3 separate regions of the Homo sapiens genome follow, and all the other regions are linked to region 3. Evidence: chromatin contacts called from ENCODE Hi-C or POLR2A ChIA-PET data. All regions are on one chromosome and are shown on one strand. Each heading gives the region's core, a stretch centred on a gene start or an enhancer-like site at or near the end of the contact. The rest is flanking DNA. Distances are from core to core; before and after follow the strand shown. Region 1 overlaps DELEC1 (deleted in esophageal cancer 1). Region 2 overlaps DELEC1 (deleted in esophageal cancer 1). Region 3 overlaps DELEC1 (deleted in esophageal cancer 1).

Evidence for each region. A loop is a pair of places that touch in the nucleus more often than their neighbours do. ChIA-PET counts read pairs that join two places held with the same protein, here RNA polymerase II (POLR2A). Pooled maps may share reads with other maps.
Region 1: a map of mammary epithelial cell shows a loop between it and region 3 (6-fold over the local background). The contact joins two enhancer-like sites. A Hi-C loop is called at or near these places in 4 of 168 maps with a recorded cell type or tissue (Caco-2, mammary epithelial cell, prostate gland and 1 more), 1 of 37 single-sample maps with no recorded cell type and 3 of 50 pooled maps. POLR2A ChIA-PET finds 5 or more read pairs at or near these places in 2 of 52 experiments (AG04450 and OCI-LY7).
Region 2: a map of aorta shows a loop between it and region 3 (2.1-fold over the local background). The contact joins two enhancer-like sites. A Hi-C loop is called at or near these places in 7 of 168 maps with a recorded cell type or tissue (aorta, dorsolateral prefrontal cortex, esophagus muscularis mucosa and 4 more), 1 of 37 single-sample maps with no recorded cell type and 7 of 50 pooled maps. POLR2A ChIA-PET finds 5 or more read pairs at or near these places in 5 of 52 experiments (AG04449, AG04450, BJ and 2 more).

Annotation. Positions count from the first base shown.
Region 1 is chr9:115,249,319-115,252,086 of GRCh38, reverse strand. The region is part of intron 2 of DELEC1 (deleted in esophageal cancer 1); the gene reads right to left. Among named protein-coding and RNA genes, the nearest start is that of DELEC1, 110 kb to the right of the region's middle. Within about 2 kb of position 1,311, at least 4 of the 41 ENCODE cell types and tissues checked have a DNase peak (open chromatin) inside an H3K27ac peak, as active enhancers do; they include mammary epithelial cell, where a contact is called at or near this core.
Region 2 is chr9:115,163,389-115,166,323 of GRCh38, reverse strand. The region is part of intron 1 of DELEC1 (deleted in esophageal cancer 1); the gene reads right to left. All of the region lies in intron 1 of LOC124902257 (a long non-coding RNA gene), which reads right to left. Among named protein-coding and RNA genes, the nearest start is that of DELEC1, 23 kb to the right of the region's middle. Within about 2 kb of position 1,608, at least 4 of the 41 ENCODE cell types and tissues checked have a DNase peak (open chromatin) inside an H3K27ac peak, as active enhancers do.
Region 3 is chr9:115,203,984-115,207,055 of GRCh38, reverse strand. All of the region lies in intron 1 of DELEC1 (deleted in esophageal cancer 1), which reads right to left. Among named protein-coding and RNA genes, the nearest start is that of DELEC1, 64 kb to the right of the region's middle. Within about 2 kb of position 1,720, at least 2 of the 41 ENCODE cell types and tissues checked have a DNase peak (open chromatin) inside an H3K27ac peak, as active enhancers do; they include mammary epithelial cell, where a contact is called at or near this core.

The DNA of each region.
Region 1 (2,768 bases), core at 62-2,561, 45 kb before region 3:
GTAGCAAAAATCTCTCATGGGTTATTTTGTTATTTAAAAGTGGCACTGGCGAGGGCTAGGATAAAACAGTTAAACAGTTTTACCCAGGAAATAAACCACAATATTGGAGAAGGAGGTTTAAAGTACTAGAAAAGAGAGAAGGAGGAAGAGAAATAGTAAGAATGCAGGCTGAGCTGAAATAATTTCCATGATCAGCTGTAAAGTTGCACACTTTTACATGCATACTCTGATGTTGGATTGTCAGTAAAAGTCTGCTATCCACAATTATTATCTTTGAGTTTGGGGAAAATAAATTAAAAGGAAATGTTTGCCAATCATTGATGAATGGCAGTGGGAGAAGTGAAGAGATGGAGAATAAGAGAGACCTGAACCAGGGCCGGAATCCCTGGAGTCCTCATAGAACATTATAGGACATTGAGATCCCACCATCTGTAGAATAGGGTTTTAAGCCAATGTATACCTTAATTGTGATAAACAAGGGGATCCCTGCAAGCTGAAGATCCAGGGAACAGGTGGAGACAGACACAGAAGAAATGAGGAAATTAATGAATAAAAAGTCAAGAGCATGAGAGGAAGGTAGACATGACTTTGAAGGAAAGTCAGGCAAGAATGTATGGTTATACTCTGTTGTCAGCAGGGAATTACTTTATAAAGTAGAAAGAGAAGCCCAAAGAGCATCTTTTCCCCAGGGTATAGTCAAGAGAAGAGAAGAGATGGAAAGCCATTTGGAAAAAGTGATGGGGAATTCAGGCATCGGGTCAACACCAAGGTAAGTGGGAAGAACTCAGTGGGCCTGGCATTGCTGGCATAAAGAGAAGGTCCCTGAGGGCAGAAGGACACCTTCCAGACAGACCTGCTGTTTCTCCAAAGGGGTGCTTGCTTCACATCCTTATATATTTTTTTCCAGTCTTTACCTGATGCCTGAGACCTGGCCCTTCTAATTCTTTACACTGAAAGACCAGAAAATTTTTTAAAAGAGAAAAAGAAAGAAAGATAAAGAAAAAAGAAAGAAAGACAAGCATAGCATTTATAGAAACATGAGAACTTCTGCAGGGGTGCAGACCCATCTTTGAAAATGATTCTTTGGAAGAGGCCTTTAGTGCCAAATACTTGAGTTGCTGCCAGTCTGTTATGACTCCTTCTTTATCATTTCCCCTCACATGAGGCAGATCGAGACAGATCCACATTCCTTCCCCTGTGTTTGGGGCCCACTCTCAGTCATTGTCAGCTGCTGGTTTGCTGAGGTTCTTGGGGTTGAAAAAATCCACCTGGTGGCTCCATCTCTGTTTGCTGCAACATTTATGTAGATGGGGTGTCATCTGGGAGTCATGGCAGCAGAGACACAACAAACAAAAGCAACCCACTGGCTTCCAGGGTGAACAGCAAATTCCTCTTTAGCTCCCTAGAATGTTTATGGAGTAGCTGAGTAGCCACACATCCTTGATCCTCCAAAGCCAGATAGTGGGCAGCTGTTGCAAATTCTTTCTGAAGAGCTTATACATAAAATAATTCTTGCTGAACTTAACCATATCACCATGAAAAAGGACATTAATCTCATTTATGAGGGCTCCACCTTAATGATCTAATCGCCTCCCAGAAGCCCCACTTCCAAATACCATCACACTGGGGATTAGCTTTCAACATATCAACTTTAGGGGGACACAAACATTCAGAGTGTAGCAATCCCTGTGCCCACTTTTTTTCCTCTAGGATGGTCATATCACCAAATGGTCTTCTGCTGCCATTTGGTGATAACTGTCCCTCTATGTTCTCTCTTCCTTCCTTTCCTCCTTTCTCCTTTCTTCTTTCCTTCCTTCCTTCTTCCTTTCTCCTTTCTTCTTTCCTTCCTTCCTTCTTCCTTCCTTCCTATGAATTGAGCAACTAGTAGATGCTAGGTCCTATGATTAGAAATGAGAATGTTACCAAGAACAAGGACATTATCTTTATCCTCATGGAACTCAGAGTTGAATTGAAGAAAACAGCACACACATGACCAATAGAGAAAACACAGGCTATGAAAAAAGGAAGAGTGATTCCCTAATCAAGCCATGGGCTTTCAGGGAAAGCCTCCATGAGGTAGTCAGGTCTGAGATGGGCTTTAAAAAAAAAAAAGTCAAACAAATGGAGAAATGGTGAACAGGTATCTTCCTGGAACACGGTACATGTGCAGCCATGAAGGATCGAGAAAACCCAAGGCATATTTGAGGGCTGCCCAGCCATGCAGGTGTAGAGTATGCTTATGTCTGAGGGGTGGGGCTTAGGCCCAGGCAGAAGTGAGACCATAAAATCAACTAAACATGCATTAAAGATTGAAACCTAAGACCTGGAGCCATAAAATGCCTAAAAGAAAACATGAAGGGGAAAAGCTTCATGACCTTGGACTTGGCAATAATTTTTTGGACGTGACATCAAAAGCGCAAGCAACAAAAGCAAAATCAAACAAGTGAGACTGAACTAAAATCTTCTGCACAGCGAAAGAAACAATCAACAGAGTAAAAAGGCAACATACAGAATGGGAGAAAATATTTGCAAACCAAAGATCTGACAAGGTATTTATATCTAAGATATGTAAGAAACTCAAACAACTCAATAGCAAAATAAATAAATAAATAACGATTTAAAAATGGGCAAAGGACTTGAGTAGACATTTCTCCAAAGATGACATACAAATGGCCAATAGGTATATGAAAACATGCTCACTATCATTAATCATCAGAGAATGCAATCAAAAGTACAATAAAATATCAACTATTAGAATGTCTATTATC
Region 2 (2,935 bases), core at 359-2,858, 41 kb after region 3:
GGCGAGGTAGGAGGGATCCTAACCAAGGAAGGGTCCAAAGGAGAAGAGGAAACAAAAGTAAGTGAGTCATAAAGAAGGGATCCACAATTAATGGGGTAGGGGTTCTGAAAACAGCTTGGACAGTCATGGAAGAGGACCCTGAGGAGGTGTTAGAGTAGAGCCCTGAATAATGAACAAAATTTAGATAAACAGAAGGGAGTAGGGAGGGCAACATAAGGAAGTACAGCTTTTCAAGGTGAGAAGTCTAACTTGATTAAGTAAAAGTTTTCTGTAGCGGTACTACTGAAGATAAAGGCAGCAAGTTGAAAACTACATGTGTATGTACTATGCTCTTTCTTTTAGTCCTCTTAAGAATGCTATGAGTTCTTCTCTATTAACCCATTTTACAGATGAGGAAATGGAGACTTAGAAAAGATTGTATGCAAATGACCTACATAATTTGTGTGGCCTGGTGCAAAAAGAGCCTTCTTGTTAAAAAATTATTAAGACTTTCAAGGCAGTGACAGCAGAGTAGTAAGCCAAGCCACAAGGCCCTTCTGAGCACCAGGCCCTATACAACTGCCTAAGTCACATGCACATAAAGTCAGCCCTGGTTCTATGACTTGCCCAGCTCCATACAGCAAAAAAAAAAAAAAGAGTCAGAGCTAGAAGTAAAATTGCTCTTGCAGCAGATGAGGAGAAAGTAGGGTTGATGTGAAGGCTCCTGCAGCCTGGATCTCTGCATCATATGGAGTCAAGCCTCCATTATAGCATGAGTGTGAAATAAACTTTTGTTGTTTTAAGCCACTGAAATGTTGGGAGTGTGTATTACTGAAGCATCACCTCTCTCATGCTTACTCATATACTAAAGCACAGAAAAATCTCCTACAGCTGGGGAGGTAGGTCATGAGCCTCAACAGCCAAGACCTGTGTTCTTTCCTCAATATCTATGTCTTCCAATTGCAGGTCACAACCTGTTAGAGAGTCATGAAAACAATCTACTGGGTCACAGGCACATTTTTACACAGGAAATAATTTAATAAGTAAAATATCATAGAAACTGTGTGTGTTACTTATTGCAGTGGTATTTTTTATTAAACTTTTTCCACTACATGTGTGTGTTGAGAGTCACAATAAAAAAAAAAGGTACTTCTGACTATGGGTTATTGTCAAAAATGTTAAAAGCCACTGCTCAACATCATGCTTTTGACACAGGAAAGGAAAAAAAGTCTACACACATCACCCTGACAGCTTGGATACTCATAATACCTTTTGAAAACAGCTAAATGGGAGGACACTTGGGTCCTTATTGTCAATGTAATTAATGCTTTGGATTTTACAGTTTGCCAGATAGAAAGCATTCCAGATCTTAACCAATATGAAACTCAATCTTTGTAATATGCTCCTTTAACTCCATTAATCCTCTATCTCCTCTGCTCCAACTCTTACTCTGCCATAAAAGAATCATGAAGTCATCATTTCGGATACAGGGAACAAACCCTCATTGTCTCATGACAAATTCCGGGCACAGATGTGCCCACTGGAGCAACTACAAAAAAGCAGGCAAGAAGCCACTTTGTCACCAGCACTGGGCCTGGTGCCAGGCCTCTCCCTCTCTTTGAATCCTTGATGGGCTAAGCCCCTCAGAAGTGAGTCATCAAGGATTGCCAGTATCTGCCCAGGGAGGGAGACCCATTTACTTTGAAAAACTCTGCAGGAAATACTTGTGCTTTGCTCTGCCAGAAGCTGTCAAATTTGCTTCTCTCACCACAGCAACTGTGGTTCTGAACCCCACCCCCCGAACCCAACTTATGACAAAAAGAGCATATGAAAGAACTGAAAATAGCCTTTTTTTCAGTTGCTTGGTGAAAATTCCCAGATGTGAGCTGCAATGACTGTGTGGCACTCATATTTCAGTTTTGAGTGTGGATATTTTCTCTGAATGTCTCCTGCAAATTGAATCAAGAAGAACACTATTAATTATTTTAGCCAAGGTTATATTTTTGCTCCAACCTTCTATATGTCCTGATTTTGGGGATGTGGAGGTTTGAGGGGCATTGTCCATGATTATTCTCTGTGCAGTAATTGCCTTCCCCTGAAACAAGATGGTTGCATCAAGCTTGTTGAGTTTTTAACTCTAGAATGTCTATTTTCTTTTCTTTTTTCTTTTTTTTTTTTTTTAGAGATGGAGTCTTGCTCTGCACCCAGGCTGGAATGCAGTGGTGCGATCTCGGCTCACTGCAAGCTCTGCCTCCTGGGTTCACCTGCCATTCTCCTGCCTCAGCCTCCCAAGTGGCTGGGACTACAGGCGCCCGCCACCACGCCCGGCTAATTTTGGTATTTTTAGTAGAGACGGGGTTTCACCGTGTTAGCCAGGATGATCTCGATCTCCTGACCTCGTGATCCACCCACCTCGGTCTCCCAAAGTGCTGGGATTACAGGCGTGAGCCACTGTGCCCGTCCTAGAATGTCTATTTTCTATCGTATTTCCAGATCACCCTAATCTCTGGCAAAGGTGCCTCTTCCATAACCTCCTTCTAGTTTCCAGACTTGCACTCTTGTTTTCACCCACTTTTCTTGCTATCATTTCCAATAGCCAGAGCAATAGTCTTAAATGCAAATCTGACAGCCACTTTCTCTCTTGAAATCCTTCAGTAGTTTTAATGTCTCTCTCCAGACCACATCTCACCAACATTAGCAAAGCTCTGCAGGGAAGGGGACTGGGCTCCTGCTACTCTCAGGGCTCATCCCAGACTATTCTCCTCCTTGGCCTCTGAAATTCACACTAACACACTGTCCTTAAAAGTTTCTGGAATACATCAGTCTTGTACTTGACTTGGGACCTTCACATCTGCTGTTCTTGCTGAACACTATTCTTCTTAATGCTCCAAATTTTTAAAACCTAGTTAGCTTTCAATCTCAGCTATAGTATCACTTTAACAAGAGCTATCTTCTA
Region 3 (3,072 bases), core at 471-2,970:
TCCTAACTCTAATCTCACAAGCTATCCTGGAAAATCCCCAGACAGCCATGTTACTTTCTGTGGTAGGCTGAAATGTCCTCCATCAAAGCCCAAATTCTAATCCCCAGAACTTGCAAATTTGTTACTTTACATGGCAAAAGGGACTTTGCCAATGTAATTAAATTAAGGATCTTGAGATGGGGAGATAGTCCTGGACTATCTGGGACAAAAGTTCTTGTGAGAGAGACACAGTAGAGTCAGGCAGACACGAAGATGTGGCAACGGAAGCAGAATTCGGAATATGCTTGGCCACCAGCCAGGGAATATGGAGAACCTCTAGAAGCTGAGAAAGGTACGGCTTCCCCAAAACCAGAGGAATGCAATCTGCCTACCATGTTACACATCTGATCTCCAGAACTGTGAGTCTGTGTTGTTTCAGACCACTAAGTTTCATGTTGTGCGGCAGCAATAGAAAATGAATGCACTCTCCTGTCCAAAGCCCCTCTTTTTTCTTGCCCAAAATCCAGCTTCTTAATCATTAAGTCACTCTTCACAATGGAGCCTCCCAACTTTCCAGCCTTATTTCTTGACCTCCAACCCCAAAATTAATATCAATAGCTAATATTTATTTTGTACTTAACTATATGCCAAACACTAAACCAAAATGTGTATATATATATAAAACATATATATTACATATATTTGTTAACTCATTAAATTCTGACAATAACATACAAGATAGGAATTATTATTGTCCTCCTTCTTACAGATGAGGAAACTTGAAAAAGGTACACAACTTACTTAAGGTCCAGAATTAATAGTAGTAAGGGAAAGATGTAAATTCATACCAGTTTGATTTCAGCATCTCTGTTATTAAACAGTATGTTATATCTCAACCTTGGAGTTTTCAGACAACATCCCTACTCTTTCGTATTCCTAGAAACACTGTAGAGAAGAATGAAGCCATGATATAGAATCAAGAGAAACTGAGTAAAATAGAGGAGTAGGGACTCTGAAGAAGAGGGGCTTTAGGAATATTAGAAGCAAAGTGAGATGGCTCAAAGCTGATGAGGACTGGGTGAGCCAACATTAGACATATGCTGGATTATTTCCTTTATAGGGCCCTGGACATACTTGTTGGGCCAGGAGAAAAATATTAAAGGGGAGGTATGGAGGTAGACATAGCCAGCTGAGCACGCTTAGTGCCCAAGAATAAATTTTTCTATCATCAAGTCCATTCTTCTGCCTCCATTTTTTAGGGATACTCAGTAAGACTGGTGTGACTTTCCCCATGTTACTTGAAAATGAACAGCTTAAGGAAGAGGGAAAAGTAAACCAAGAGCCAGAGGATGCCATATGGTGTGGTGATGATCAGGACTAACTCACAAACCAGACAACCTGGGATTAGTACCAGAGCTGAGTTTTTCATTCCCATTTTTCTTGGTTCTAAAACTCATGTTCTTATCCTAATTCCATGAATATTTAACAGACAAAACATGTTAACTCAGCTAACCAGAATGAAATGGATAGAAACTTCCTCTTACCTATCTTAGCTCTATAGAAAATCAGAATAAAAAATCTGATCTGGCTATTTGAGGACACAAGAATGATGAGCAGAGTTTTAAGTCTGTGAAGGATACAGTCCAAACCAGGTTCATATCGTGGTTCACTCTGCATATCTAAACAAGTTTACCCAACCTTGGGTATGACTCATTTGCTGAAGGAGACATATATCTACCTCTGACTCAATAGAAAAGAAGTAACTCTAAGACAGTAATTTCCTTAATTGGGCAAAGCCTAGGTCATTTGAAAGGGAAAGCATTCCCCAGCCTCATGGTTATCACCAGCCTCAGTCTCATATCTTCAGTGTCTTCCCTATATCTTTGTCCATCTTCCACAGAGTTATTAAAGTGATCTCTTTAATATGAAAATACTTACTGATAACTTGCCTCAATATCCATCCTTCAGTTCTAGCAGAAAACCACAAAGCCTGATTTTTTATATGGGCTCTTGACCATCCAGAGCAAAGACTGTATTTCCCAACCTTTAATGCAGCTGAGTGTAGACATGTAACTAAGTTCTGATGTATAAGATAAAAGCAGAAGTGTCTTGTGCAAGCTTCTGAGGACCTTCCTTAAAAGAACACTGGTACCTCTGTGTAACTCTCTTCTTATTTACCATTGTTTCCACCTTGTTGCCCTGATTATAGGTTTAGAATGTGAGTCTGAAGGTCACATACGGGGATGGTTGAAAAAATATTGAATTCCTAAACAGCCATCATATTAATCCTCGACTATGTAACGCCAGACTTTTAGATGAAAAACAAACTCCTACTGTTTTTAGGCCAGTATTAATTTAGAGTTTCACATTACTAACAATCAAATCCAATCCTAAACAATACGTCCATCATGCGTTTTTTGTTTAAAACCAATCCATGGTTTCCAATTGCCCTCAGAGAACAATTCTAACTCCCTTAGTAAAACCTATAAGGTCCTTGTAACCTGTATATTTAATATCATCTTTTTAGCTTCCCTGCTTATATTTTAACAAATTAACAATACCTAATGACCTGTATTTCCCTAAGTATTCCACAATTCCATAATTTGTTCTGTTTTCACTTCTCTAAACAGACTGTCAACTTCTGCTTTGAATTCCATCCTCACCTATTTGATAGAAAAGTGTCACCTCTTCTGACAAACCATCTCTTACCCTTTAGACAAACTGATGCACTCCTTTTACTCTATTCCAATTATACCTGATCAATCATCCATTTAACAATTGCTTCAACATAAATGAGGGGTTTGTTTGTATTTCCAACTCCACCACTACACTGTTTTCTTAATAGAATAATGTCATGCTCAACTTTGAAACCACATATACTGCCAGACACATAATAAATGCTCAATAAATTCTTTTAAGTGAATAAATAATATTAATCATGCAGCCATCTTATATTGTCAATCAGATGCCTCAGTATAACTTCGTTGATTCTTTAAACTATGTCTTTGGAACTTGTCTTGATGTGAATTCAGGCTGTGCCATCTAAAAGCTGTGTCCTTAGGCAACCCTCTTTCCATTTCTGAGTATCAGCTT